4 separate regions of the Mus musculus genome follow, and regions 1, 2 and 3 are each linked to region 4. The links are chromatin loops, found by intact Hi-C in ENCODE. Cell type or tissue: left cerebral cortex. All regions are shown on one strand. Each heading gives the region's core, and the rest is flanking DNA. Links, peaks and the distances in the headings are about the cores only.

The links. A loop is a pair of places that touch in the nucleus more often than their neighbours do. Peaks named below come from ENCODE experiments on the same cell type or tissue, not always from the same donor. Only the 100,000 strongest peaks of a DNase experiment are listed, where the experiment ranks them.
Region 1: a loop joins it to region 4, with 2.0 times the contacts of the local background. A loop is called at or near these places in 7 of 42 quality-filtered maps.
Region 2: a loop joins it to region 4, with 2.3 times the contacts of the local background. A loop is called at or near these places in 5 of 42 quality-filtered maps.
Region 3: it touches region 4 in a loop (2.5-fold over the local background); 8 of 42 quality-filtered maps call a loop at or near these places.

The regions. Positions count from the first base shown.
Region 1 is chr3:89,609,480-89,616,840 of GRCm38, reverse strand. It overlaps Kcnn3 (potassium intermediate/small conductance calcium-activated channel, subfamily N, member 3), which reads right to left. Exons shown (of 8, transcript NM_080466.2): 3 at 7,105-7,361. Among named protein-coding and RNA genes, the nearest start is that of Kcnn3, 93 kb to the right of the region's middle. In left cerebral cortex, for the core only: a CTCF peak has its summit at 4,616; a DNase peak (open chromatin) is centred at 2,732; H3K27ac peaks cover 483 bases.
Region 2 is chr3:89,586,503-89,593,863 of GRCm38, reverse strand. The region is part of intron 2 of Kcnn3 (potassium intermediate/small conductance calcium-activated channel, subfamily N, member 3); the gene reads right to left. Among named protein-coding and RNA genes, the nearest start is that of Kcnn3, 70 kb to the right of the region's middle. In left cerebral cortex, for the core only: no CTCF peak of the experiment used is centred there; DNase peaks (open chromatin) are centred at 2,216, 2,419, 4,445 and 5,579; H3K27ac peaks cover 463 bases.
Region 3 is chr3:89,601,466-89,608,826 of GRCm38, reverse strand. All of the region lies in intron 2 of Kcnn3 (potassium intermediate/small conductance calcium-activated channel, subfamily N, member 3), which reads right to left. Among named protein-coding and RNA genes, the nearest start is that of Kcnn3, 85 kb to the right of the region's middle. In left cerebral cortex, for the core only: no CTCF peak of the experiment used is centred there; DNase peaks (open chromatin) are centred at 3,425 and 5,306.
Region 4 is chr3:89,517,117-89,524,477 of GRCm38, reverse strand. Kcnn3 (potassium intermediate/small conductance calcium-activated channel, subfamily N, member 3) reads right to left here and starts at 4,314. Exons shown (of 8, transcript NM_080466.2): 1 at 3,074-4,314. The coding sequence starts at 4,009. In left cerebral cortex, for the core only: no CTCF peak of the experiment used is centred there; DNase peaks (open chromatin) are centred at 2,852, 3,223, 3,679, 4,391 and 2 more places; H3K4me3 peaks cover 3,396 bases; H3K27ac peaks cover 1,822 bases.

The DNA.
Region 1 (7,361 bases), core at 2,109-7,108, 92 kb before region 4:
TCTACATCAGATGATGAATTAAACCCTTCAAGCCCTCTCCTTTTAAATGTTTAATCTAAATATTTGTAATCCCCTAACTATTGTTGAATTATTGTTTTTGTTTCACGCACCTACTCTGTAGAATCTACTTTTCCTTTGACATTAAAATTTGGTTTGGCGATCATGCATAGCTCTGTCTATCTCTCTGGCTTTCACATCAGTCTATTACTAAGATCTTTTTAAAATTTTATTTTTATCTTGTGTGCATTGACGTTTTGCCTGCATATATTTCTGAGTGAGTGTGTTGGATCCCTGAAACTGGAATTATAGGCATGTGTGAGCTACTATGTGGTTGGTGGGATTTGAACCCAGGTCCTCTGGAAGAGCAACCAGTTCTCTGAACCACTGAACCGTCTCTCCAGCCCCCCATTATTAATATCTTAATAATGAGTCTTGTTGTTTCGTTCGAATGGCAGAGGGGGTCACGTCACAGACTGCAGACTCTGTCAAGATGGCCTACTGGCTCTTAAAGTTTAGCGGGTGTGAGGAAACCAGTTTTGTTGTTTCTATGATTCTAGGTTGGCTAATCTTATGATTTGCTATGATTCCAGAAACAGTAGTGGTTATGTTAGAGGTGGACCCTACTGCTCTTCCGATCAGAAAGAAGGTGGTGTCTTGCTTGGCCTTTCCGGGTCTACCAACTCCTTGCCTATCTGTCAGCCATTCTGGAAAAGTTTTGTTTTTTTTTTTTCATGCATATCTTTGACTATATTTTTGTCCAAACTTCAACTTCATGGGCCCTGTCTGTGCTAACCACCTTCCACTCATCTCTCAGATTCTGAAACAACTTTTAAGATATTTGTTCATTCATTCATTCATTCATTCACTCATTCATTTATATTTCTGGAGGAAGGCAAGCGCACAGCCATGGAGGTCAGAGGACACCTGCACGAGCTGGTTCTCATGCCACCACATGGGTTCCAGAGCTCTAACTCCCATGAGCACTCTCTCTGGCCCTCTGGGGAAGCTTTTTAGCTGGCCCTCCACTTTCTACATTTGAAGAAAGTCATCATCACGAATGGGGATTTTCTTTTTCACAAAGTCGGTGCTCTGAGCACGTGCAGGTGTGTTTTCATTCCTCGACTGCTGTCTTCTTCGTAACAGAGACTGCTTCTTTCTCGCACTTTGAGGCATATCTCGTCTTCCAAGGCTGCTTTGGGTACCCCATAATTCATGTTCTTTTGCATCTTCGGGGTAATTTTTCTATTCCTTACTGAGGAGCAGGACCACCCTGACTGGTTTCTGGTAAAGAAGACCAACTTCTCATTTCCCCCAGCTAACGGTGGGACTAGAGGTGAGCCCCGCCCCCGCCCCGCCCCCAACGCATGGAATCCCTCCTGATTCATCATCCAGTTGCCTCAACCAGTCATTTACAAACACTTAAAAGCACAGACTTCTAACAGTAAAATAATTTTCAGTATATACCACCCTGCATGTGTGTGTGTGTGTGTGTGTGTGTGTGTGTGTGTGTGTTGAACACCTGTATATTAAATACAGGCTTAACTCAAATTATCTTAGATAAAATAGCTATGTCTAGAAGTGCTTACTATTTTCTCAGAGTTCCCACTTATCTTTGTGCAAGGTCCACAGTGGGGTGTGTGCCTCACCGAAGGCCCCGACACCGCAGTCCACAGTGGAGTGTGTGCTTCAGCGAAGGCCCCACCACTACCACCACAGTCTCAAGCCCCATTCTTAAGCTCTTTTTGGCTAAGCTCTGCTCAGCTCAGCATGGGGGCTTCCTTGATGAGCCTCATCCTGGAGACAAGCTCCAAACTGCTTTCCTCCAGTCACGTCCATTGCCATCTCAAGTCACACCCATTGCCCATTGCCCAATGGCATTGAACAATGCCCATTGTTCCTCTCTTCTCCTGCCTCAGAGCTTCACCAATCACCAACAGAGAACAAGAATGTAGGTTGGAACTGGGCATTGGTGTCCTATGCCTTTAATCCCAGCACTTGGGAGGCTGAGGCAGGTGGATCTCTCTGAGTTCGAGGCTAGCCTGGTCTACAGAGTGAATTCCAGGATAATCAGGACTACACAGAGAAACCCTGCCTTGAAAAACAAAAGCCTACCAACCAACCAGATAAACAAACAAACAAACAAAAAACAATAACAGAAAAGAATATAGTTTGGTCTTTCTTTCTCCTCTTGCTCTTCGTCCTTCTCTCCCTCCTCCTCCTCCTCCTCCTCCTCTTCCTCCTCCTGCTCTTCATCCACAGTTCTGAGAATCAACCCAAGGTCTCCTCCACGAGAGTCAAGTATTCTCCCCTGAGCTGTAACCCTAACCCCACAATGGCCTGGTTCTCGCTGACTCTACAGGCAAGATCTTTACATTTAAATTCTTCATTAAAATGCCTGTGTAAAAAATTAAAATTCACACAGTCAAAACCAAACACCTGCTGACAAGGCCTGAGCCCCTGAGGCAGACAGCCTGTGTACAGACTGTGGAGTCCTGGGAGGGAAGAATCCAAAAGGGCCCAGCCAGTCGAGAAGATGGAGAGGGTTTACATGCAAAGCAAGACTCAGGCTGTGTTTGTCAGAACTGTGGAGGCCTTTCCACTTCTTCCAAGGAGATAAACACGCGCAAGTAGGCGGCTAGAATATTGTTCAGCGTGTGCAGGGAAAGCCGACTTCCCTGGCCTGGCGCACTGGGACCTGGGGCCTCCACTGTTCCCCTTCGACTGCTGCTTGGCATTTGACAGTGTTTAATGAGGAGGTTCCTGGGGTGGCCCTGGGAGGCCTGTGGGAGGTGGGCACGCAGCCAAGAGAATCCTGGAGAATGCTGAGCGCTGCAACTGTCAGGCTCCGGAGGCAGTGATGTAATGCATCTCTGGGGTCCCAGCAAAACAAGCCTCCAATGTTGCTACTGCCCTCCTGGCAACCAGGTGCTGCTCTCCCAACACAGGGCTCCTCTGCGCCATTATTAACTCCCGTCTGTCCTTGGCAGGAGGAGATGTAAAAACATTTATTGTCCCATTAAAAACCAACCCCACATAGGAGAAATGACTTCTGGAACACATCTTGCTAAAGAGGATTTCCATAGCAACTTCAGAAGTGTGTGTATACAGCTAGAGATAAGTCCAGCTGAGGGAGGCCACCCGGGCTGTATGCAAATCCTAGTCGGGGCAACAGCAGACAGGACAGGTTCTAGAACCTGTCATGGTGCATAATGCCAATGACAAGCCACCTTCACTAACATCAGAGGTAGCAGAGCCATCATCGGATCAAACTGAGAGAGCTCAAGGTCATCTTTTCCGTATACTCCTCCCACCCTGGCCCAATCCTCCAGTCCCCCAGCGAAACCCATGTCTCAGTGTCCCAGCCAGTCATGCTTAGGATGTGGCCTTGGAAAGCGCAGGGTCACCTACAGATCTAAAAGAAACTCGCTGGCCATTCCAAGAGAAGAGCTTTGTCTGATTACCCGAGTTCTGTACATGTTTCCCAGTACTATAGGTCGGACTCTGAGCAAGAGTCAAAGACTGTGAGATCTGGAGACAGAAACTTAGGGGAAGGGGATGCTCTCAGAATCAGCACAGGAAGTGGGACACAGGCTAGGTGTGGGAATAGAAACCTCAGGTGACTCCTTAGGGACCCCTAGAGTCTGATGACCCTAGACAGTTATCCTTTAGGGCAGTGGTTCTCAGCCTTCCTAATGCTGAGACCTTTTAATAGAGCTCCTCATGTGGTGACTCCAACCACAAAATTATTCTATTGCTGCTTCATAATTGTAATTTTACTACTGTTATGAATTATAATGTAAATATCTGACATGCAGATGGTCTTAGGCAGACCTCTGAAAGGGTCATTCAAACCCCATAAGGTGAGAACCACTGCTCTAGGAGGTAAAGGGGCCTTTAAATTCTACTTTATACCCTATCAGTGGCTCCCTGCCACCCCTGAGTCAGGCAGCTCCCTTGAGAGGTGGCGTTTCACAGCCAGCGCAATACCAGGTGGAAGTGATTGGTGTTCAAATCAACACAGGGCAGAGTGGGTGCACTCTATCCACTTAAATACACATACACACACAAACGTGCATGCACACCCACACATGTACACAGGCACATACACACATGAACAAACAAAAACGCATGTGCACACACATGAAGACTTCACTGAGCATAAAGACAGCCCTGGAAACGGCATGACAAAGCGATCAAGGACACAGACATCTGAGAAGACCAAAGGACAAGCCTGGCATTTTTGTGTCACCACAGTAACCCTCAGACCTCAGAGTGGGGATGTGTCTAGGGCAGTCTAGAGCACAATTTCCTGTCCCTGCAGGATCCAGCCTGGGTTGACAAGGTAAATTTGAAGTTTGGAATTGAACTCATGCTTACGCCCTGACTGTGCACTTAGGAGCCCTGAGACCTCAAACCACGCTCTCTCCAGCAGCCAGCCCTAAGGTGAGGACAGACTGGCTTCCTTGAGTCTGCCGCTGGGTTAGGCTGGGATAGCATGAAGCACGTGATACAAAACCAGCACAGAGTGAGAAGCAGTAGCAGGATGTGTTCCTGTGCTCAGCACCACATATGCCTAAGCCACCTCTGAGCCTGTGATCACAAAGTCTGTTCCCTAGAGGGCAGACTATGGGAGGCTCTGGCTTGCTTGGTTTCCCGATGTTCAACTGACGCTCAGAAGCCATGTTTGCAACAAGAGTAACTGTGGGGGCTTCTGTGACAGCACAGGCAAACCTAGTTTAACAAGGGCTAGTCTTGTCTAACCTGGGCTAATGGAGACTAACACAATCTACTGCAGCCTAATGCAAACTAACTTCATCTAACCAGACAAGTCCAGCCTGAACTTGGGAGCTTTGAAGGGAGTTCAATGTCAACTAAGATCCAAAGACTTCTGTAAACAAGGCCCTTCAAAATGTGGCTATTCTTCAGAAATGAATAAATAAGCCACCACACTTGTGACAGTTTTAATAAACAATAAAACTCACTTGTAGGTACCTGGTTGTATGTTTAACCAGCCTATTCATCTGAAATACATGCCAGACAAGTATTCATGAAATACATGTATTTCAAAAGAAAAACCTCAAGTGCCCCAAAGGGCTATACAAATGGAATCACCACTGTTGGAAAGCCTGGCTTCTGATGATTAGAAAGGAAAATAGGATGAGTATCAGTGGGCATTTGGTAGCAGTCTGTCTATCCTGGTTATTTAAAAAAGGCAGCCACAAAGATCCCGAGTTACCCGGGGATTACACAATGTGTGGCAAGGTACAGTTTGCAAGGATTGCTTTGCTTGGCTCTAACAATGAATCCTATAAAGCAGGAATTATTATTCTTCATTCATCATTGAATCCCAGGAAGGCAGAGTGACTGGTATTCCTCAGCAGAGAGTCCCATGAGGCAGCCAGCGTGGTAGTGCACACCTGCCATCCCAGCATAGTGAGGCAGGAAATAGGACCGAGGGGTCACAAGTTCTACCCTGTCTCAAATAACGAGCAAGATGGTTCCGTGAGGAGTTGTGGGTAGGAAGCAGAGCACCATTTCTCTGTCATAGGAAAGGTTTGTGAAGAGCTGTTTGGTAAGGATTCCTGCTTGGAAGAGAAACTTAGCTGCTGAGATATGGTAGGGCTCTGGGTGGTGTCGCTTAGGGCTCTCTGTTCCCCAGAGAGAACAGCTTGGTTCTCAGAGGCTGCTCCTCTCATATAAGGACCATGTTCTGGGCAGAACAATGCCTCTGTCTGAAATCAGAAAGCCATACCTACTGGCTGAATATCCCAAAGCCAGTGGGAAATCTCATTCGTGGCTCCCATGTGCTAACTATTCAGCCAGCTGTCTGCTTGAATTCTCTGCCTTGTTTTATCTCAGCTCAGAGATGGGCATGTGGGAGATCTGACAGTCAAATCGCAAGTGCTGATGCACTAAGGACAGCTACCAGGACCTGTGTAAGCAGCATGGATTTTCCTCAGTGCCTTCCCACACCAAAGCGCTCTATCTCGGGACCATGGCCTTATTCTAATTCAGGTGACACTCAATTTGAAACCACGGCTTCTCGGGCAGACGCTACACAGGAAATCTGATTAGAACGAGACACGGTCAGCTTGAAAGGGACAGGTGTCACCAACAGGGCCTGAGGGGTACAGCGGAGTGGTGGTATCATCCTAATGGGGAGCCACAAGGGTGGATGTTCTGAGAGCTGTCAGGTCATGGCAGAGCCCTGGGTCTCTGGGAGACCACAGTCCCTCCGTCCACTCCCATCTGCAGACCTCCGAATCACCGCCCAGCCTCATAAAGCCTCAGTCTGTCTCACCACCATAGTGATTCTCCAACTTTAAAGTGCACATGAATCAAAGCAGGACACTGCTAAAAGGCCACTGCTGCTTCAGTAACTCTGGGGCTAAGCTCTGTGCTCTAACAAGTCTCCCGGTGATGCTGATGCTGTCAATCAGTGGACCAAACCTTGAGCAGAGACATATCACTAGAGGTGTGTGATTAAAAATAAAAGATCTGTGGGCAAAAATTAATTATATGAGGAAATTTGAACTAAGCAAAAACAAATAGGCTTCATCACTGCAGGGCTTTTCCAAGCCCTATACACATTTGCAAGCATCATTAATCTCTAAGAGGAGAACATTCAAAACCTTGTCAATCAATAAATACTGTGGTTAAAGATGTAACCAGGGTGCTAGAGAGATGACCCAATGGTTAAGAGGGCTGATTGTTCTTCCAGAGGTCCGGAGTTCAATTCCCAGCAACCACATGGTGGCTCACAACCATCTATAATGGAATCTGATGGCCTCTTCTGGTGTGTCTGAAGAATACGGTGTACTCATATACATTAAATAAATGAATAAATAAATAAATATTATAAAAGGGGGAGGTGTGACACTTTGGTCTAAAAGAAGAAACAAACGTTAGTTATATATGTTTTTCCCAGCTTACCTGGGCTCCAATGTTCCAATATTCTACACCAGCTCTGCCCTCCTCTTCTTGTTCTCATTTTCTCCTTTGAGGAATCTGAGACCATTCCAGCCTCCTCCATCAGACCTTAGACCTGGACATCCCTGCTCCTTGTCCCTCCCCCATCCCACGCTCAGGGTCTCCCTGAAATACCTTTCACAGACTCGCACAGTCCAGGCAGCGATGATCCACAGAGAGATGCTGAACACCAGCAGCACCGTGCCAGGGCAGATGGTCATGAGCGTCTTCATGACGAATCGGGTGTTGAAGTTGATCTTGTTGAGGGCCCCGATGCTTCGGGAGGAGGCATCAGTGAAGAGTTTGCTATGGAGCAGCATGACCCGGGCGATCAGGTACAGGCGCAGGAACATGGGGATGGACAGAATAATGTCCACGTCAGCCTCTGCCCG
Region 2 (7,361 bases), core at 1,537-6,536, 69 kb before region 4:
CTCCATACCCTTAACAAACCGCTGTGGGAGCCCAGTTATTTTTAAAGAGGAGGAAGCTGAGGCACGAGGAGACTAAATCACACAGCTGCTCGGCAGCTTAGCCTGGATCGACCCCTCTCCGGCCTCTCCAGCCTCTCCGGCCTTTCCAGCATGTCCATGTGTCAGATTCCTATTGCGGCCTCCACACACCACAGCATCACAGATGTGTGGTCTCATAGTTCGGGAGATCAGATGATGACTCTGCACTAAGTCCAGGTGTCGTGTAGGGTGGCTGAGGAATTGTACTTCCTGGCCCTCTCCAGCCCCCTCTCCTTCCCTCCCAGTCTTTTGGACCTCTTGTGACTCTGGCTTCACATCTTCCTCTGGGGTCAGGCCTCTCCGCCTCCCTGTTTACAAGAAACTTTGTGGTCAGCAGAGCCCTCAGATAACTCAGGACTGGCTCCCATCTCTGGGTCCTTGATTTAACTACACTTAATCTAGGGATTAAGGGTTGGGGGGTGGGGGGAAGGGATTGACTAAACCCACCAAGATGGCTCTTTTATAATTACACCACTTCCCCCTTTCCCTCCCAGGCAACATACAGAGTTTGATACCAGCCTGGAATACAAGAAACCTTGTCTCAGGAAAAAACCAAAATGGTAAATTTTATAATATGTGAATTTTTCCATAATTTGAAAAAGAAAGACTTCCTGCTCGGTGCTAACAGTTTTTGCAGGGCAGGAGCCACAGTCCGTCGTTCTGTCTGTTCTATAGCTGGTACATAGTAGGGCTCCACGAGGGTCTGCCCTGGACAACTGAATGGATCAAGAGCACGTCTGTGAACGTGTTTTAAAAGCCCTTCAGACTAGCGATTGAGTAACCGTGCCAAGTTTGGTTGCAGCAATGTAGCAGGGCAGAACAGGGAAAAAGGGGAGGAGGAGGCAGGAGTGGGGGCTCGTGAGCGGGAAGAGGAAGGGGCTCTCAGCTGGGTTTCTTTTTTTAAAAAGCTTTTCAAGTGGAGCTGTGTATTTTACTGATAACCTAGAGCTCTCTCCAACAAGAAAGACATCGTACTTAAAGCATGTGGACACTAACTATTGTGTTCTCTTGTGGCCAAATGAGTAGGTTGTAGTTTTCCAGAGAACTCTTGCAACCTCTTAATTGTTTGTGTGAATTTGGAAGGGGAAGACACACCTACCTCGAGAACTAACTCTCCTTCCTTGGATGATTCCAACCCTCAGAAATCTTGTCTTTTTCTTTCATCCCATATTGAAGAAAAAAATCACCCTTCTAACTAGCCAGGAAACCCTTGGAAGAAACAAACAACCCAAGCCACCATGATGGGTGGTTTCTGCTTCATGGCCATGGAGGGGTCAGAATCTCCAGGGAGAAGTATAGCTTCCAATGGAATTAAGGTGGAAATGGGCTGGTGGCCCTCACTGTGGCATCTTGATGAGGGATGAAGGGTCTGGATGTGGCTGGTGGGCCTCCCTTTGAGACTCATGCAGCTCCCAGGTGGCTTGTCCCCTCAGCTCCTCTCTCTGCTAGGCTCTTACAGCCATGCCAAATTCTCTCTTTTCACTGGGACCACACTAAATGGCCTTTCAACCAGCAGCACAGAGGATGTGGGCTGTTAGTGGATCTCAGTCGAGAAATGCAGGATAACAAAAGGAACCAGAATGTTCTGCAGGAAGCTGGTAGGGCTCCCCCTCCCCCTGGAGGAGAAAGGGTTTCAAAAGGATTTCTGCTGCTTTCCACAGCATCATAATCCCAGGATGGTGATTACAATCTGATGAGCTAATTCTGGTGACATCTAGGGGACATATGTCTCTGAAATGGGAAGGGGAATTTGCATGTTTTGTTGTAAGCATCCTGTACTCCAGTTTAACTATCCCTGAGGTGCTCTAACTACGGCAAAAAGGATTTGCCTAGAAGGACTTGCCAAACCCCAAGGAAGGAAGGGAGAGAAAGAGAGAGAAACCAAGGAAAGTTTCTCCCTGGGAAGTGTTTTCCTAACAAAGCCTAGACCTAGAGGTAAAGCCCACCACAAAGGCAGGGGAATGGCTCGGATGGATTCTGAACCCCCCTCCAGGCTGTTCATAAGACTTCCTTCCCTCACCTGGGATGCTCTGTCTCTGAAATGTAGACGAAAAGAAACAAAAGGCTCTCTGCATCCATGTCCTCCTTCATCCAGGTGGCAGGCAAATGTCTGCTTCTGTCTCCTGGATTCCAGCCAGACACAGGGAGCAGCACTCTGGTCTGAGAGCATCAGCTACACTAAAAAACCCCAAACAATCGCACTCAGAAAAGCATTTTGCACTACCAACACCACAAGCCAGGTCTTTCCACTCCAAATGGATATGGACAGTTCAATCCAGAAAGAAAGGGCTATTTAAAACTGTAATAAATCATGTGCCAAGTGAGGTGTCAGACATGCAAACCAGGAATGCTAAGTCAGAGTCTTCAAGCAGCAGGGCGGTGAACAACTGCTGGTGGCCTCCTCCCCTCCGTCCCGGGAGAAAGCCAGACAGGAAGCACCCACCTTGCTTTTTGGCCAGGCAGGTGCCCAAATGCCTGTAAGAGGCAGACAGAAGTTTACCCCAGCTGCCCTCACTGCACCTTATAGCAAACAGAAGAGATGAAGTGGTGAGGCACAGGGGAGCAACCAGGAAGGTCAGAAGACTCCAGTGCAGCCCAAGGGCAAGATCACCAGGCTGGAAGATAGACAGACCCCAGCTGAAAGTAATAAACCATGCTAATAGTTACCATGAATGAGCGTGATTAATGAACTCTTCAAAATATCAATGAATCATTAATAATTTTAATAATGGAAAAATAGTATATCCTGTAACTTACTTAAGATGCTGGGGGCTACTGCCATACTGCTGTGGATGTGGCAGAAACACAACACAAAATGACTGTAGTAAAATAGCTCCAAGAATGGCCAGAGCAGCCAGGTTAGGGGATGGAAGTGAAGAAACGCCAAAGACCAAAGTCATGACTGGGACAGAGCCTCAAGGAGTGGAGACCAAAAATGGTTTGCAGGCACTCCAGGCTGGGCATCTCACACTGCAGTGGCCCATAAGCTCACTGAGGAAGGATGGTGGGATAGATTGGTCATGTCTGCTGTGTGTGCGGCATAGGAACTCTATGACAAGTTGCCTGGAAGATGTAGAAGAGCTCATTGTTCACTGACCTGCGAAGAGCGATTTCTCACCCAGTCTGGGAACAGGGCTCTATGTAAGAAAGGAGGCCATTTCTTCATAGTTAGTACTCATGCCAGGACTTCAAACAACTGGGTGGGTCCATTATGAGTCTGCACTGGAGTTACTGAAGCATGCAGGCATCCTGTCAGCTCTTTCATACTTTCACAAAACATTCTCTGAAATGCCACTGATGGAGCCCTGGAAGAGGTGACGCCCCCCCAGCTCTCAGGAGGCAAAGCCAAGTGGATCTTTGTGAATTTGAGGCCATTCTGTTTTACATAGCAAACTCCAGACCAGGGCCATATAGTGAGACCATGTCTCAACAACAACAACAACAACAACAACCCTGCTATCTTGCCCAGGGGAACAGATAGACCACAATGGCCAAGTCCCAAAGTCTCAGTCTCTGTGTTCTTGTGACCTTGTGACGCTCACATTTTTATCATCCAAGAAAACAAAAACAAACAAACCTCTGGGAATTTGTTCCCTTTTGTATCACGGGGAGCTGGGTCCCTTCTCTGGCTTGATATTGTGCAAAGAATCTAGTCGCCCATTCAGACATATGCTTTGTGGACATATGAGGGAACATGAAGTCATATCCCAAAGCCACCTCTGCATGGGTGGTTTGAGTCCCTGCAGATAAAAAGAGGCTTTTTTAGGAGTGGTGGCTCAGGTCGGAGGTCGACTGAACTGCTGCCTAACAGTGGGTACACATTGTGGGGATCCATTCATTTACCAAGCGCTCCCTGAGCCCCTACTCTGTCTGATGCCATAGAGATTGGAGCTCCAGAGGTATGGCCATGGCTGCCCTTGAAGAGCTCAGGGAAGGGAAGAAGAGGTTTTTGCATGGCAGACAAGGACATAGGAGATGTCTATGTACACAAGGAAGAGAGAAGTTGGGGAGATAAAAGATACTTCACACAAGGGGATGGCATTTGGAACAAAGGATACATGACATGTGCAAAGGTCCAGAGATATGGGACCAAGGCTAGACAGAACCTCACAGTGACTGGAGAGTGTTTAAGGAGGTGGCATAAAGATGGCTTCAGAGCAGGGTGGGGCCAGCTCCAAGACAAGCTGTCTCATGGAGTCTAAACTGTATCAAAAGGACCATGAGTAAGTAACCTCAGGAAGCTTGCAGGCAAGGTCAAGGTCAAGGTTGCATGTGTGAGTCTGTCTGATGCCTGGCCAGCTGTGAAGAAAGAGGAAAGGACACAGAAAGGGAAGGAAGCAGGAGCACCAGGAAGAGGACCCCACTGTCATAGCACCGTGAGAGCCAGTGGGAGGCGATGAGTGGGATGGTTAAAAAAAAATGCTTAGTCGCTGGAGAAGTAACTGGCAGAGTGCTTGCCTAGCTGCCCAGGTCCCAGGCTCAATCCACTGTCAAAAGGATAAAGAAAGAAAACTTAATAAACATGCCCTGTGTCCCTTGGGAAATGCTCTAGGTTTACAATGAGCAGCAACTAAGGAGCTCAAAGAGCCTTCTTTCCCACCAGGTCCGCAGTTCTCGCAGAGCACAGCCGGGGCCCCTCTTCCTGGCCTCAGCTCCAGGTCTGAATCGCTTCCCTTCCCTGGTCTCCAGGGCTCTTCAGCCTGGAGTTATAGTTCATGGAGTACACATCTCCTGTCCCCAGCAGAAACACGCTGAAGGTTTGAAAGGACACTCCACACATTCCCACCGTGGGCACGTGCACATGAACACAGAGATGCTCTTGCACCAGTCCACAGAACTTTATAAGAGCGTTCAACTGGTTAAAACCTGAGAGGTGTGCAGGCTGTGACAGCTCACAACGATCAGGCTAAAAATGTGTGGCTAGGGAGACAAGTCATGACTGAAGAACCGACTCTGTCCATAAAACAGTCTGAGTTGTGTCTGCAGCCTGGGGCCTCAGGGCAGACCCAGCCCCTACAACTGTCTGCATGACAACTTCTCTGGCCACACGAATGGCAAACCCTCTCTGAGGTGTGCAAAATGCTTCAGTGGCACTTGTCAATCTCAGGCAGGAAATGAGGCGGCGCCCAGAGGACGGGATGCGCCTTTTCTATCGCGTGCCTTGCTTTGGTGATGAATGAAATGAAGCTGGTAGATTCAAAACAGCCGTGAAACCGGAAATGAGAAAAACATTTGGGAGGAGGTGCGCCAGGGTACTAACCTGCAGGGAGCTCACTCGGATTCATGAGTAGCCTAGGGTAGAGAGATTGTGGCCTAAATAAGGTGGCCCTGGGACACTGCCACCTCATTCCTAATTAGGCCAGTTCCAGAAGGAAGGGAGGTGCTCCACTGGGATATTTAGCTCACCCTTTCCTACAACAGGGGGTGTCAGAGCAGTGGCAGTAGACTCACAGACCTGGCCCTGCGGTGACATAAACGGTCACCTCATTTCTATGAAGATTCAGAACTCAGTCAACTGAACTGGAAACAGCCAAGGAAGATGGCTAAGAGCCCGGCAAACTAGAATTCAAATCCTGGTCCTTCTGTCCGCCAGCTGTGTGACTGGAGAGCTTAATTAGTCTCTAAGCCTCACTTTCCTGCGGATAATACTTCAGTATACAGGAAAAGGAAACAATACTAACAGAAGTAGATCTTGCGATATTCCAGTTACCATCAAAGAGCTCTGTCTCCCTTGAAACCCCAGCCTGATCCATCTCTCCTTCCATCATCTTCCACCATTGTCCTGGTTTCTTCACTGTCCTTCACCGAATTTACCGAAAACGCTTCTTTGGAGCCAGGGTCTCGGGTAGCTCAGGATGACCTTGAGCTTGCTGTGTAGCGAAGGGTGGCCTTGAACTTCTGATCCTGCCTCCACCTCCTTAGTACTAAAGACTGCAGGGTGCACCACCATGCCTGGCTACCCTGGCCTCTTTAAGACTTCCCTCATTATGGCCCACCCCTTCCCCTCCCTCTGGAGTGGAAACTCTGTGAGGGCAGGGTCAGATCTCTTCTGCCTGTTACTGCATCTCCAGTGCCTGGGATTGGGAAAATGACTGGTTTTAACTGGTGAGTGTGGAGCAGAGCCTCCCTCATGCCAAGTGCTTAAGGCTTAGCTAAAGTGCTGGACACTAAACAGGGCAAGTCTTCATACCAGGCTGTCTGGACTGTACTGGGTCTCCCACTGCTCCAGGCCTCAGCTTCCTCATCAGCTCAATCAGAGGACAGTCTGGAGATGGCTGCTGAGACCTGTGGTATCCTTGGGCTCTGTCTCTGACTCACTCATGGAGGTGACTGAACATACCCAAGTCCAAAGCTCATGCCCATTGGCGAAGCTTATGCAGGTATCTTTCGGCTTCATAAGTGCCACACAAATCAACTGTAGGAGCTTGTAGCGAGAGAGCAGCCCTGCAGATCTCAGAGCTTCTGTGGAACTAAGATTACAACTGTCTCTTCTGTCAGGGAACCTTATTGACAGAGCATGTGGCCTCCCAACTTGCACCACCCCACTAGCAGAAGTCATCTTGCTGGGCTACCCTCTCACTACAGGAGCTGGGTGCATGTCCTGAGAGGAGGTAGATTGGCATGCACCCACCCTGCCTTTTGTTATACCCTGGGCACATCCCTGAGCCACAGGAATTTCCTAGCAGTCTACATATATGCTTGACAGAGAGCAGGACAGCAGAGTCCTGGACAAATGTAAGACTCTCCAGAGCTAGTCTGGTTGTCACCTGGTAGGATAAGGACCCTCACGTGATTGAACATCACTCTACTCTAGCAGTCTCATACAGCTGCCTCCTGCCTGGGCACCTGTTCCCAGAGCAGCAACCCAAGACAGGTCTCCAAGGCCCACTGAGCAAACCCCCTCCCTGGATTCCTAGGAATACTAGGAAACATTTGGTCCAAACAACTAATTAGGACTCTATACTGAGCTCCCGAGCTCCAGCTGGCCCAAGCTCCAGCCTTGTTTCTCTGAGGGAGAAAAGGAGAGAGAGAGAGAGAGAGAGAGAGAGAGAGAGAGAGAGAGAGAGAGAGAGAGAGAGGGAGAGAGAGAGACCATCACCCAACCCAAGAGAGGCCCCTCCATGCTGTGTGTTATTAAGTGAAGGGCTCTGCCTCTTTCCTGGCTGCCCCCGACTAGAAGACCATTTATCCCTACAAACCAGCAGCAGGCCCTTTACATTCCGAAATGAAGTGTCAGCACACAATGACAGCTAAGGTCCCAAGATACCCCTAAAGTCACTTTT
Region 3 (7,361 bases), core at 791-5,790, 85 kb before region 4:
ACACACACATGTGCACAGGCACACACACACACACACACACACACACACACACACACACACACACACCATACATATATACCCAGGCCCCATACACAAATACACACGCATATGTACATACACACATATACATAACACACACACAGTGAGCTTCAAAAATGATGAGTCTTTGGAGCTTGTTTTGTTTTGAGACAGGGTTTCACTATGTAGTCCTGGCAGGCCTGTGTTTTGTAGACTAGACTCACCTTGAACTCGCAGAGGTCTACTTGCTTCTCCTCCTAAGTGCTGGGGTTAAAGGTGTGCACAGCTGCCTACTGTTACTTAGCGTTTAAGCCCAGGGTCTCCTAAATGCCGGGCTGGTGTTTTTGCCACTGAGTCACATCTCCAGCACAGTCAGGGTCAGAGTCTTTCGAACGCCCACATCCTGACTGGCCAGCCTTGGGATGGGAGCAAGGAGGAGAAAGACTACCAACCCCACCCTCCCTAGCAGCTGACCATCAGTGGCAAACGCTTTCATCAAGTGTGCTACACAAAGAAGCCTCTGCCAAGCCCAAGGACCAAGTTTGGAGACTTCTACATAGCTGACCACATGGAGGCACCTGGGAGGTAACACCCCCACAGGCTCCCCGGCAGCTTCATACCCTTCTCGAACTCCTGCCCTTGGAGTCCACTCTAGGCTGCTGCTCACCAGGACTCTCTGAAACACCCCGAAGAATAACTGTGCAAATGTTTCCCTGAACTGTGCACTCGATTCCATCAGGTGACTCAAATCCAAGGCCCAGGGTCATGGGAGCCTGGACTCACAGCTCAGTCAGCCCCGTGTGGACTTTTGAAGTGGGACAGAGCTGAAGGACCAGGCCAGTAGCCAGTGGCATTTAATGTAGCTTCAAGTAGAGTGTTAAAGCTGGGTTAAACTGCAGAACACCCCCTTGTTGTTCTTGTTTGGCATGTGGACCGAACTCCCACAAATCGGAGTTGGATGGCTCAGCAATTGAGGACAATGACTGTTCTTCCAGAGGACCCAGGGTCAAACCCCAGCACCCACGTGCCATCTCACAACCATCTACAATTGCAAGATCTGACACCTCACACAGACATGCATGCAGGCAAACCACCAGTGCACATAAAATGACAATAAATACATTATTAGCACTCCCCAAAATCCAATGAGCAGAGGGAATGAGGAGAGCTGCTGGGTCCGTCTCTTTCTGCTCTCCACTGCCAAGTCCCTTCCAGCATGAAGGATCCAGCCTCCATGTGTTACTCTGTGCTAAGGAGGATTAAGAGTGCTTTTGTATTTAAAGGAGAAACAAAAGCAAGCAAACCCCACACCCCTGAGTCTCAGCAGGCCTGGCATGGGGGAAAGGGATGTTTCCTGTAGCAGTGAGCTTACAGGGCAGCCAGGTTCCTGACCCCAGCTCAGAAGGGGCAGCAAGTGTCTGCAGGCCACTCTGCACTCTTGGGTAATGCATGGAGCATTCATTGCATGGCTCCTGAGCCTACTGTTAGCCAGGTCTGGCTGGAACCCTGGGTGAGTAACTGAACCTCTCTGCCTCTCCATCCTCTTGCCTGGGGATGAGCCATCTGCTGCAGAGGCTACAACGGGTGCACTGCATCTATCATATACAATAGTATATCTGATCTTCAACAAACCCGCCATGCACCCCCCATGAGCAAAGCAGTCACTATTAGCTATTGTTAATATTAGCTATGCCTTCTTTTTAGCCGTATCTTGTTCTTTCCATACAATGAGGGCCGGGTTCGGCTGTCTCCATTTCTTTCTAACCCCAGTCTTCCTCAGAGCCCCGAATCCTGGGGCCATGTCATGAGGATGCACTCCAGCAGACATTCCCTGGGTGTCTACTACTGCCTTGTGCATACTCAGCTGAGATTCACATCTTGAGGGAGGCCCAGGCTTTGTCTCTGTGGAAGCCCTACTATGGGATTCCTCTGTGTTCTGTTCAGGAACTCCACTTTGGCCTTTCAACAAGCTTGGTCTTCTCTGTTGACAGCAACTCTGTCCCAAGCAACTGGGGCCTGCATAAGGCTGGAGCTATAGCCAGGACAATGGTGGTGTTCGCTATACCCTCTACAGAGGCTGCTTGTATACATCCATCTCCCTGGATGCCATCTGCTGCCATGCACCCCATGTGTTCTGCCCAGGTCCCCAGGGAACTACTGCCCTCCAACATGGCTTCTTCTAGCCTTTAGAGAAGACGTAGGGTGGAGGTCTTATGGCCTAACTTGGTTGGTGTTTGGGGGCAGTGAGCCTTGGAGGACAGGCATTCCCACTTGCACATCATGAAGGGAGAGTGACCTCTGAATCTTGCCTGGGACCAGTTCTGAAAGGCCAGTGAAAAGTCAGGATGGGAGAGAAAGAAGCCGATGATGTTGTAGAAGCTGGGGAAAGATGAGCTTAACCACAAATCCAGCATTCACAGAGGAGAAAAGACAGCTGTGTGGGGAGTTGAGGGCTGGTCACAGATTACATGAACTAAGGCTCCTGCTCCGCCCACTTCTGCCTGCAGTGGACTACCTCTGTGTCCTCCAAGGTCTGGACCCTACCCTTCTGCTTCGAAGGCAGTCACTGAGCATCCCCCTAACCCCTTTCCACTGCCTTCCCATGAGCCCCTTCATCCAAGGAGAAGACTCTAAAACCTGAGAGTCAAAGAGTCCCTGGCACACGAGATACAAATAGAAGGCAAACAGGTGAGTCACATGAGGTAGACAGCACATGTGTGCCGTGGAGGGCTGTGTGGAGATGGCCTTTCTTGCTTTTAGTGTCTGCCTGTGACATCTGTGTGCTGTGGGATCAAGTTCCAGACATCCTAGCAGCCCACTGAGAGGCAAAAGGGGAGGCTGTGGGGTGGGCCAGACTCTAACCTCACTGAGCCTCAGCTTCCCCTCTTCCTGTCCTGAGACCATACAGGGCCATAACCAATGTGAAACTCAATGAAGTCATAAACCAGTATTCAGCAAACACATTAGAGGCCTGCCGCCTGTAGGGAGAGGGTAAAGCAAAAACATCCAAGCAAGGCCCCTGGGTGAAGCTCAGTAGGGAAAGCAGAGGCCACCATGGGAATGCCTGGCTCAGGGGCCTCTGCTCATCAGGAACCATCCGTGGACAGGGGAAGGTACCAGCGCAGCACCAGGGGAGACTTCTCAGGGCAGTGCAGCCTAGGTTTTCCCAGGCCCCGATCTGTCAATTAGAAAGACAGATCTATGGCCATTTCCAAGGTGTCTGTCTGCTCCTAACTGCTATCCAACAGCCCGAGTCATGGCAACATGACTCTCTGGCCAAACTCTTTAAATACAAAATTAAAGCCTTCCATCCAGTAATAAAGAAGCACATTCAGTTGCTATAGTAACTGGGTTCATGCAGTAGGAACTGAAGCAATGAGTAACGGATTCCTTTGATTGCTTGGTGGAGACTGAGCTGATACATCATCTAAACGGAAGGATGGGGTCTCCCCACTGAGCTACACAGCTCAACAGGAAAGAACTGGCCTGGGGTGCTGTCCCCACTGGCCTCTCAGTTTCTTGATGCAAGGAAGATGGGCGTAGTAAGTCAGAAGCTGGTGAGCTGGCTGGAACCTCCCACATCAGGTGTTAGACCTCAGAGTCTGCTCGACTGTCTCCATTATGGGACACCTGCTCCTGGGCACTCCACTGACTAGTCTCTAGGTGGATCACAGAGATTGCTGCTAGAGCATTTATAAGCAGTGTGTACTTGGGGGAGGAGGTTGTTTGGAGTAGAGGAACAAGGAGAACTATTTCAGGCTGCAGACAGAGAGTACCTACTAAACAGGCATCATGACAGGGTTTGATGGCTCTGTAGAGCCGGGCATCTCCCAGAACATCCACGGCTCTCCTATACAGGACAGCCTTGTGCCTTCTACCCCTGGAATCACAGCTTTGTGGTGTGACCTCGCTTCCTGCAGATCACCCTGCAGCTCCTCTGCCTCCTGCTCATTCCTTGCCAATCACAAGTTTCAGTTATTTATTGGCCTTTTCTGCATTTCTGTCCGTCTTGTCACTTAGACCAATGGCTGTCAAAGTGGCTGCACATCAGAGCCACTTTGGAGGCCTGTTAAAATCCCTTTGCCTTGCACAACAGGGGCTTAGCAGAAGAAAGGGGAGGGAGGGGAAAGAAGGAAGGGGGAAGGGAAAGAAAAGCATCCCTCTGCCAAGGTCCATTCTCAGACCAAGAACCTGTGGGAGGTGGGTCAGGGAGGGGCTGACATTGGAGTGTTCGTACTTATTTTCTGATATAGCATCTGTTATCTAGCCCAGGTTGCCTCTGAACTTACAATCTCCCTGCCTCAGCATCCTGGGTCCTGGAGTTATTCTCTTTTTCTTTCTTCTTCTTCTTCCTCTTCCTCTTCCTCTTCCTCTTCCTCTTCCTCTTCTTCTTCTTCTTCTTCTTCTTCTTCTCCTCCTCCTCCTCCTCCTCCTCCTCCTTCTCTCTCTCTCTCTCTCTCTCTCTCTCTCTCTCTCTCTCTCTGTCTTTTTCCTCTGAGACAGGTTTTCTCTCTGTAGCCCTGGCTGTCCTGGAACTCACTCTGTAGACCAGGCTGGCCTCGAACTCAGAAATCCGCCTGCCTCTGCCTCCCAAGTGCTGGGATTAAAGGTGTGCGCCACCACTGCCCAGCCTTGGATTGTTCTTACAGCTCCTGGATACCAAAGGATAACCAGGGCTGGGACCCAGTGATTTCAGTGGGAGCTTCTCTTTGATCTCTACTATTGCCAATGCTTAAGCTCAATCTTAGCAAGTAGTAGATGTTTATTAAATGCTACCACTTATGTGACTTTGGGCAGCTAATCTTCCCTCTCTTGGGCAGTTTCCTCCTCTGAAGATAAAGATTTCATGATGGTCCCCAGTGTGCACTGTCTTAGGTTTCGGTCTCTGTGATAAAATGCCAGGACCAGGAGCAGCCTGGAGAGAAAAGGGCTTATTTGGCTTACAGATTACCGACTATCATTACATTAGGAGGAGCCGAAGCAGAAGCTGACGCAGAGGCCATGGAGGAAGGAATGCTGCTTACTGGCTTCCTCCCAGGCTCCCTCAGCCTGATTTTTGTTAGGACCACTGGCCCAGGGGTGGCCTCACCCACTCTGTCACGTCAGTCATTAATCAAGGAATGGAGGCATTTCTAAAACTGAGGCACCCTTTTTCCAGTTGACTCTAGCTTATGTCAAGCTGGGGATGGGGGAACCTAACTGGCACATGCATCCTGCTCTAAGGAGCCAGAATTCGGTGGCACTTTTCAGCCGGCGCCTCCTACCTAGCGTGTGTTCTGTGAGCTCCTTAGAGCAGAACCCATACTGGCTCGCTTGGCTTACAGCATTGCTGGCACACTGTGGCACTAAGTCAGCTTCTGTTGAATGAGTGACAACTCCTGCAGGAAATTCATCCCTAGGCCTATGGCTGCCAAAGGGCCTGGCAATACATCTTGCACCTTGGAGGATGCTGCCCCCTTCCCAGAGGATGGCCCACTCTGCAACAAACTGCCCCAGGTGATCTCCAACATCAGAAAGTTCCAGAGCTAACCTGGAACAGGCAGCTAGTATTATTTCTCAAAGTGACGTCTATTATTATATTTATTATGTTTGTTCGTTCGTTTGTGGAGATGCAGACGTGCCTGTGTGGAGAGCCAGAGGACGATTTGCTAGACCTGGTTCTTCCATCCCACCATGAGTTCTGGGGATTGAATGCACGGTCATCAGGCTTGCGGCTGAGCACCTTTGCCTATTGAACATCTTGCTGGTTCTGGAGTCAGAATCTCGAGTGGTGCTGGATCAGAGTGATCTGGGGGGAATGGGCAAGGAACCAATCACCTTGTCTCCACCAGGAACCAGTCACCCCCGGGGCTTGATCTCAATGGCTCAGCCTGACTGCCTCTGGTGGGTTTTGGAAAGGCCCTGGGTGATGCTGACAGGCGGCAAGAGCAGAGCTGCAGACAGCCCTGGAAGGGAGAGATGTCAGAGACAAGGAAGTTCTCTCCTGGCCCTGCCTGGGCTTGGCCTCCATTCCTGCTCCGTCCACTGACTCCTTGGGTAGGAAAAGAAACTCTGTCTCTAAATTGCTGAATTGTGCTGCCTCACACTGGAAAAGCTATTTTCCCCATTCCAGGGGTGGGGGAGGTCAGTCTGCAGAAGGGACATGTGGCACCACAGCCAGTGGACTTCCCAAAACTCTACTCCTTCCTCGGATGGTGGGAGGTTGCTCGGGGCTGGAGCCTTCTACTACCTCTCTTATTCCTGTGAGCGGGAGTTACTGCAATCCCAAGAGCTTCTGGAGGCTGGTTGACACAACAGAGTGATTCCTAATGTGCAGTAATTAGAGTCAAGCCAGAAGTAATTCAGTTCAACTCAGCTCAATTCAGTGAAACAACCAGCGAGAAACAACCAGCTTAGGCCATTGTAGGGACATAACACATGTCCCGGGTGCCAGTTTGCAGTCTCAAGTGGCTCTAGCATCAGAGAGGCACATGAGGACCCTCAAAGGAGAACTTGGGATTTCAGCACTGCTTGGAGACAAGTACCAGATGTCGATTACAGAAAATGTCCACAGAGCCACTTGCTACTGTGAGTATGGCATTGCCTCTTCGTCCTGCAAGAGGCATAGCCTATAGTTCAACATCTTGAGTTTAACCTGACCGAGTGCCTTTCTTTGGGAAATGGGATGTTATAAAATTCGATGCATCTGACATTTAGAAGATCAGTTCTATGGGGCTTGCTGCAGATATATGGCCTCGTTTTCTCTTTCACCTAACTTTGTCAGGGGGGACAGCAAGGCCTTCCTAGACCAGCACATGACCAAGCTCTGCACAGGACCACCACACTGAGCCCAGTTACACAGATGTACTCTTAAGCTATTGTCTTTCAGGGGCATTGCTATACAATACCACATCAACATATACTTATACTGATGTGTGCCTATAGATATTAGGACAGCTAGGTGATTGGCCTTCCACACCTGACACTTCCCTTTTCAGTACTCCTGCAGTGAGCTCTAGAAAGAGCCCACAATACCTATTGACACTCTCTAACCCCTGTAGTTATAGGGCTGGCCGGTCCAGGGGAGTGCGGGCCAAGATCATAGCCATCCCTCCTTCTGCCACCTTACGGAAACTTCATTTCAGACACCAAGAAATAAAGTGTTAAAGAGTTATTTTTCTGACCTGTTCCGTTATTTTAAAGCATTTTCTGGAAGTGTTTAAGGAAGTTCACTGGTGAGCAGAATTTATGGAGTGCCAGATCAGCTCGTCTCCTTAGCAGATCTAGGGAGTTCCGGGATTAGCTGGCAGGGGCGAAGGTATCCATTGCGAGTATCCGAACTCTGAGTAGCCACTGATGGTACC
Region 4 (7,361 bases), core at 1,573-6,572:
AGAGACAGCCTTGCACCTTTAGGGGTCCACAACGCCCCCCTCCCCAAGTCAGGCTTCCATCTCCTTTCTCAGTGGAACTTCCTTCCCGCCAGTGTCATCGCCTACAGCCTGTGAGGGTGGGAGCCAGGAAGCACTTTGTCCCCATTTCTCAACCTCCTCACGCTGGCTCCCTTTTGCATCACCTTTGAGCACACTCAGGGTATCTGCCCCATTGCTTTTCTCCCAGACCCCTGGACCTGCATTCATCATGCGATGAATGACTCTCCCAGCAGCAGGTACAGTAGGTGGACGGGGCAGGTACGGCCTCACGAGATAAAGCAGAGAAGTTCAGAGTTAGGTAAGGCCCAGGGCTGCAGGCCATCAGTCACTCAGAGGAAAAAGAACCTGTCCCTCACCAGGGCCTTTAAATAGAAATGGCCATGGTAGGTACCCAAAATGACTGGTCACCTGGTCTATCCTCGGGCTTCCAGAATCATCAGCAAAGACAGGCAGGCACACAAGAATCCTAGCAAAGGAAAGTCCCTCATCCACCCTGAGTGTCTCTGGGCTCTTCTGTCACAGAGCCCATCCCCCTGTATCCCAAAGCTGGGGAGCTGACACCTCTCTCCCCAACAGCTGCCTCATGTGTAAAGACAGTCTCCAACCAGACCCAGATTCCTTGTAGAACTTTCTCCTCTGTCCTTGCGTCTTACTTTCCATCTAATCACAGAGAAAGAAGGTGTCTCTCTCCTCAGTCATCACAGACAGCCACAGCCGACCCCTCTTACATGAGCAGGTGCTCTGGTGGGCCTTGACCTCATCTGACTCAGTCTCCCCACCAGAAAGCTGGAAGCAGCCTTGCAGGGTATCCTGACTTCCAAGAATCACACAGCCAGCAGTGACAGAGCTGTAACTCCTGATTTGGTCCTATTCTTTGATATGACCCTCTTTGCCTCCGAGGTAGATAGGGACATTTGCCTCACTAAATAAACATTTTGTTGTTTCAATCCCATCCCCGAGGTACACAGGAAGTGGTCACCTCACTGACTGAGGCACGCAGGAGCTTCCTGGTCACTGTCCCTCAGTACCATCGCCACCAGAGAATCAACGACTTAGGAGTGGAGGAAGCACACACCTTGGGTGATATCACCCAGTCAACACTTACAGCCTCCCGGCCCGGGAAAACCTCTCTCCATCAGAGAAGATAGTCGTCCCTGCCCGGTGACACCCTACCCCCAAAACACATTCAGACAAATGATCATGGATCCCACACTCAGAGCCGGACACAGCCACTGACTCCTAGAAAAGCCATTTCCTTAACAGCCGCCATGGGGGCCACTGAAAAGAACATGCTAGCACCATGCCACACCTCCGGGATGTGGGCTTCCACGGATTCCCCCTAACAAGTGTTCCTAATTCCCAGGGGGGGGTTGCCAGCCCATCTCCTAAGCAGAGCACACAGCAAGAGAGGCAGCTCTAAGAAGGCAGGGAACAGAGGGACCTGCAGCCTCCCAGGCTCTCATTACAGGGAATGACTAAGTGAGCTGGGCTTCCAGGGGAAACCCCACTCTGCTCATGGAGAGGTCTGTTCATCCAGGAGCTATTTAGACTGAGGCAGCTTCCAAGTGCTCTGGCTTGGGCAGTCCCTGCAAAGCAGCAGGTCCCTGGAGGACTCTCTGCTGGGAAGTCTGGGCTCTGTCCATGCAGGTTGCCTGACAAGGAGCACTGCCCACATCAGGTTAAAGGGAGACTCTGGGAATGGGGGAAATCTGATCAGCACCTCCCAGGTTTTTGTGACTAGATCTCTACAAGGAATGTGACAGTCTCCAGCAGCTGTGCGCTGCCTGAAACAGGCTCTATTTGAAACCTCCAACAGCTGAGCCCCTCCCAGCTACCCGCCAGCCAGCCCAGCCACCCCTTGTCCAAAATGACAAACAAATACACAAATACACAGAACAAGCAGGCACTCACACGAGTACACATATACACATGCAAACACCAGCAAACTGGGACCAAGTGGTACAGTAGGGGAAACCGTTTGCCCAACAATTCCCTGCACCTCCAAGCCTTCTGGCATGCAGCTTCCTGGCAAATGCAGCATTGACAAAAACCCACCTTCCTCGACCTCCTTCCCCTCTGGGAAGGAAGCTCTCTCCTCCAACTGAAAGGATAGAGCAATGGAGCGTCCCCCACCCCACCCCACCCCCAAGACAGTGCCTTGTGCCTGCCGTTCTCCATCCAGCGTGCACACACACGTACACTCATCTTTATTTATCCCAAGGAGAAGGAGTTAGGGTGGGAGGGAAGAACCAGGGCTAAGCTGGGGTGCCGACTCCGCGGTGACCCGCTGGGGAAGCCCTGTCATCCCATCCTAAGGAGAGGCGCTCCCCGTTCCCCGAGTGATGGCAAGGCGGTGCCCATGCTCTGCCTGGGTAACACCTGTAGCCATTTTTATCAGGGCATGTTTACAAGGCAGCGGCAGGTTTATTCTGAGTCCTCTTTCCTGAGGGAAGAGACTGCTGATTTCCTCCACCTATATTTTTAACCCGGTGCCCTTGGGAGAGACTCGGGAACATCTCCATTTTACCCTGGAGTCTCTCTGGGAAGAGAAGGGAAATAGAAACTTGGGAAGGGGGGGGGGAGCTGGGGAACGGTACAGGATCCCCACCCCCACCCAGACATTTATTTCTTTTTTATGGGGGGGGGGGAATGGAGTGGAGCAGGGAGGGGAGGCGAGGAGGGAAGTAGCAGGAACTGGCAAACACATCAAGGCAGAGTGTAATTAATTGGTGCGTTAAGCTGCTGGGTTATGCTTTAGTACGCGTGAGCCCGGAGGAAAAGAGCGATTTCTCAGAAGGGATTCTTTAATCCTCCCAAACACAGAGTCTGCACATTAGACACAGTGTGTGGGGATGTCCCCACAAAGGGAAGCAAGAAAGGAATTCTCACAGGACCATGGAAGAAAAACATGGGAAGTTAGGAAATCTCTCAAAATCAATCTCTCTCTCTCTCTCTCTCTCTCTCTCTCTCTCTCTCTCTCTCTCGTCTACATACTCCTTTTGTTGAATGTATAAAGAGAAACCACAGTCCCTACCTTTGAGTACAAACCCCAAGACAGTTCGGTCTCTATCACCATAACAACAATTCCAAACATCCCAAAAATCAGAGCATAGTCACTCAGTCGCTTTCTCTTTTCAAACAGGGCCCTCCTGTGTCCCAGCTTATAGCCAATGTTTTGGTTTTTCCGCTTGTTGGCTTTGGGGAAGGTGGTGCTGCCGGCCGTGGTGCCGGCATGCTGGTGGTTGTGGGTAGCGTTGGGGTGATGGAGCAGAGTCTGGTGGGCATGGTTATCCTCCCTGGAGGAGATGATAATCTCTGGGGGGTTGCTGGGACTGAAGAGCTGGAGGGGTTGGCCCTCAGGCTCAGCCTCGATAAGGTTTCTCCGAGAGGCGCTGAGGCGGCTGAGGGGCTTCATGACCCCACCGCTGTATTTGCAGGAGCTCATAGCTATCTCCGTGAAGGGATTGCTGTCCCGCCGGTGCACCAGGGGGCTGGCCTGCCGGTGCCGGCTGCCTCCACCGGGCCCACTTGTGGCTGTGGAACTTGGAGAGTGGCCAAGCAAGTGGTCATTGAGATTTAGCTGGCTGCCTTGCCTGGAGGAAGGGTGGAGGATGGCGGTAGAGTTGGCTGAAGTGGGGGCCCTGAACGCCGTGGGAGAAGAGTGCAACAGACCAGGATGGACAAGCTGGCTCTGGAGTTGGGCAAGCTGAGGCAGGGGGTGCAGTGGAGCCTGCTGCTGCTGCTGCTGCGACTGCTGCTGCTGCTGCTGCTGCGACTGTTGCTGCTGAGGCTGCGGAGGCTGAGGCTGCAGCAAGGGTCCCGGAGGCTGCTGGGGGACTGCTGGTGGCGCTGGCGGTGGTGGCGGTTGCTGCTGCTGCTGTTGCTCGTCCCCAGAAGATGGACAGGGACACTTGGGGTCTTCATCCAGGTCCCCCACCCCCGAGTCATGGAAGTGCCCAGAAGTGTCCATCTTGGGGCCTGGCTGAGTTCCCTGCAGCACGACCCTCCACCCCAAAGCCACCCTCGTTCCAAAGATGACCTCAAAGAAAGCCAGGCATCCAAGATTCCCCACCAGAAGTGTCTTGGCTCCAGTCCTCTCTCTTTGGTTTGCTTCAGTTCTCTGGGGCTGCCACTCGAGTATGCATTGTATTGGGCGGGTAGAAAAGCCAGGAGAGGAGCCGGGGGAAGGAGGAAGGGGCGAAAAGAACTCTATTCTGAAGGCGGTCCTCTAGGAGTGTATGAAGCAGACTCAGCTTCACTCCTCGCTGGCTCAATAGCTTCGCTCTCCTCCTCCTGACACTGTTATATGGCAAGCCAAGCCCACTTATTAGCCAGCGGTTTCATTGGCTTGGCTTAACTCTCCAACCCCTCCAAACTCCGCCTCCCTCTCAGGCTCCGCCTCCAAGAAGGGGCCTGCCATCCTTCGCTCCTCGCCGGGTGGCAGCGCAACGAGGGCTGGGAACTGTAGTTTTTGCTCCAAGACCACTACCACTCCAACCCCTCCACACTCCACCCGCAAGCTGAGCACCTGCCTTCTTTCCTCTGAAAGGTACGGTCAGGATACTGATGCCCACAGCAATCCCGGCTGAATGTTGGCGCTGGGGCGATGAAAGGAAGGGATCGAGAGCACCCTAAAGGGGAAGCTGTCACCATGCTGGGGAAACCGGGACCGGAGGACAAACGTTGATTAATAGCCAGTATCTGTACAGGTTGTTTTACACATTGGATTCCAGGTACATCTTCCAAAAGCCCAAGGGGATAGGGACTGTGCTCATATTTTACAAAGAAAATTAACACCGGGAGGCATTGAGCATAAACTGACAGAAGCAGAAGGGACCCACTCCTGACAGGGAGAAGCTCACCTACCTACCACTGTCAGAGCACCTGCGCTGTGTACAGGAGCCTCTGTTATTTCCAATCCTCACATCAACCCTATGAAGTGACGTCATCATCCTAAAAAAAGAAATAAAAGAAGGAAAAAGGAAAGAAAAGAAGCCCACTCACACGCAGATAAGAAATATGGCTCTTGTCACCCAGCTTGTAATTAAAGGCACTAGGATTTGAGCAGAGATCAGCCTGAGTCCACCACTCTTCTTCCGCTGCCTAGATGCTCCCCCCCCCCCATGATGATCAACACACAGTGGCTGTTCAATAAATAGTATCCACATGATGGATGGGAAAGGGCCAAAGAGAATCTGTCAAGGAAGAGCCAACTTCCCCAAAGCAGGATGTTTTAGTAACCTGGATCCAGCCTCTTCCAGAACAGCTGGGTCTGGAGTCACCTCAGGGTCGATGAGGACGACTGGAAATCCCAGTGGCTCCATGTCTGATCTGCCCCATGGGTCTCTGAGAGTCAGAGCTGGAAACAGCTGCTGGCTTCCCTGGTTCAGACTCCTCCTCATAAAGTATTTATTAGACTCCCACTGTGTGCAGAAGACTCTCCAAGGGGACAAGACCAGAGATGAATTTATTTCCATTTTTAATTGGGACAGCCTTAGCAATTGGGGGGGGGAGTGCTATGAATTCCTCTAGGCACACCTGGGCTCTAAGAGGGAGCATCTTCCTATCCACTTCCCAGCTCCCCACCATCCTCAGGCCTCTGTCTAGTGTCTCCCCTAGATAAGTGTGGAAGTACACATATCCAGATGCATGTGTGTGGTCACACCCGTGTACAGGTATGAGCACACACTTGCTCACACACACCCATCATGCTTCCAGAGCTTTCCCCCTGAATAGCAAGCATCAAATCGCCATGCCAGGGAGCATGGTAGAGTTCCCACCAATGAGCTGAGTGCCCTCTGCATACCAGTCCTCGCCTCTGCAAGCTGCTATGAAGACTGAGAGTAAACTGCTTGCACCATAAACCACACCCTCAGCTACCTGATAATGACAATCAATCTTGCACAAGATTGCTATCAATGATGATGGAGCAATGTGTACATACACACACACACACATGCACTCATGTGCACACGCCCTGGTACAAGCCTAGTGTCTCAGGCACATTTCCATCATCAGACAGGCCCCCAAGTCCCTACCTTACTTTCCAACATGGTCAGCCTGCCCAGTCCCTCTTCTCACCTGCCTCCTTCATTTCCCTCCCTCTTCAATCCGCAGAGTCAACAGTCTGACTCAAGGCTCCAGATCACATGATTAGGTTTTATGATCGAAAATAAATTAATACTAATACATTGTTAGAAGCAAAAATGTGCTGCTAGTACTGGACTTTCATGACAGATATAGATTCTGTGCTGCGGAAAATTAATTTCTAGGCCTGGAAGTTTCTTTGCCCACTCTACCACAATAGGTTGTCTTCTGCCTCCACTAACCTTCCTGGGTCACAGCAGGATCCAAATAGGGCAGGTATGCCACTATCCTGGATAGAGCTGCTCTACAGCCAGAGCCCAGAGGTTCACCTGGGAGTGGTCTAAACTTGAAACTGATGCTCCCACCCTGGGTGCAGCAACTTTGTCCTGAGAAAAGGTAGATGGGGTGTACTTAAAGCTGGAGCACACGCATACAGTGGTTCACAAACAATCATAACTCTAATTCCAGGAGATTGGATGCCCTCTTCTGATCTCTGTGAGCAGTAAACACACACCGGTGCACATACATACCCGAGGGCCAGTCCTGACTGCCATGGATGGTCATTCAGCATAAATAAGATGCACTTCGATCCACAGCTTCCTACTCTGTAAAATAAAAGAAATGAGGGTCCCCAGCTCCTGTGAGCCGATATATGGATCCTATCCCACTCCAACCCTCAGACCTCCTACATCACCGTACATAGCAACCTTGCCCCTCCAGTGTGCTGGGTGGGGCTGCACAGTACTGGTTGGTTGGTTTGAGACAGGGTCTCTTTATGTAGACCTGGCTGTCATGGGTCTTGATATGTAAACCAAACTAGCTTCAAACTCACAAAGATAAACCCGACTCTGCTTTCCAAGTTCTGGGATCAAAGGTGTATGCCACCACACCCAGCAATATTAGTTTTTAAAAGCCCACTGTGACAGGTTGCCTGAACTCCAGTTCACCAGTGGCACAATGGCAACTTGAAGTCTTTTGTGGTGGGAATGTTTACCCACAGAATGTACAAATGTGTCCTTCAGGGCTTGTTCCCCTCCCCCACCCCAAGTGGCTACTAAGTTTTTACCAGCTTGTAAGCATCTTTCCAACTGCTCTGAGCCATACTCTACCTAGTGTCTTCCCACTGCTGTTACATGTCCAAGTGTAAGAAACTCCCAGTGCCACCCCCTGAGCCCACGACCATGTCTATACACCACAACCCATGAGTTGAGAGCATTCTGAGACAATTGAGACTG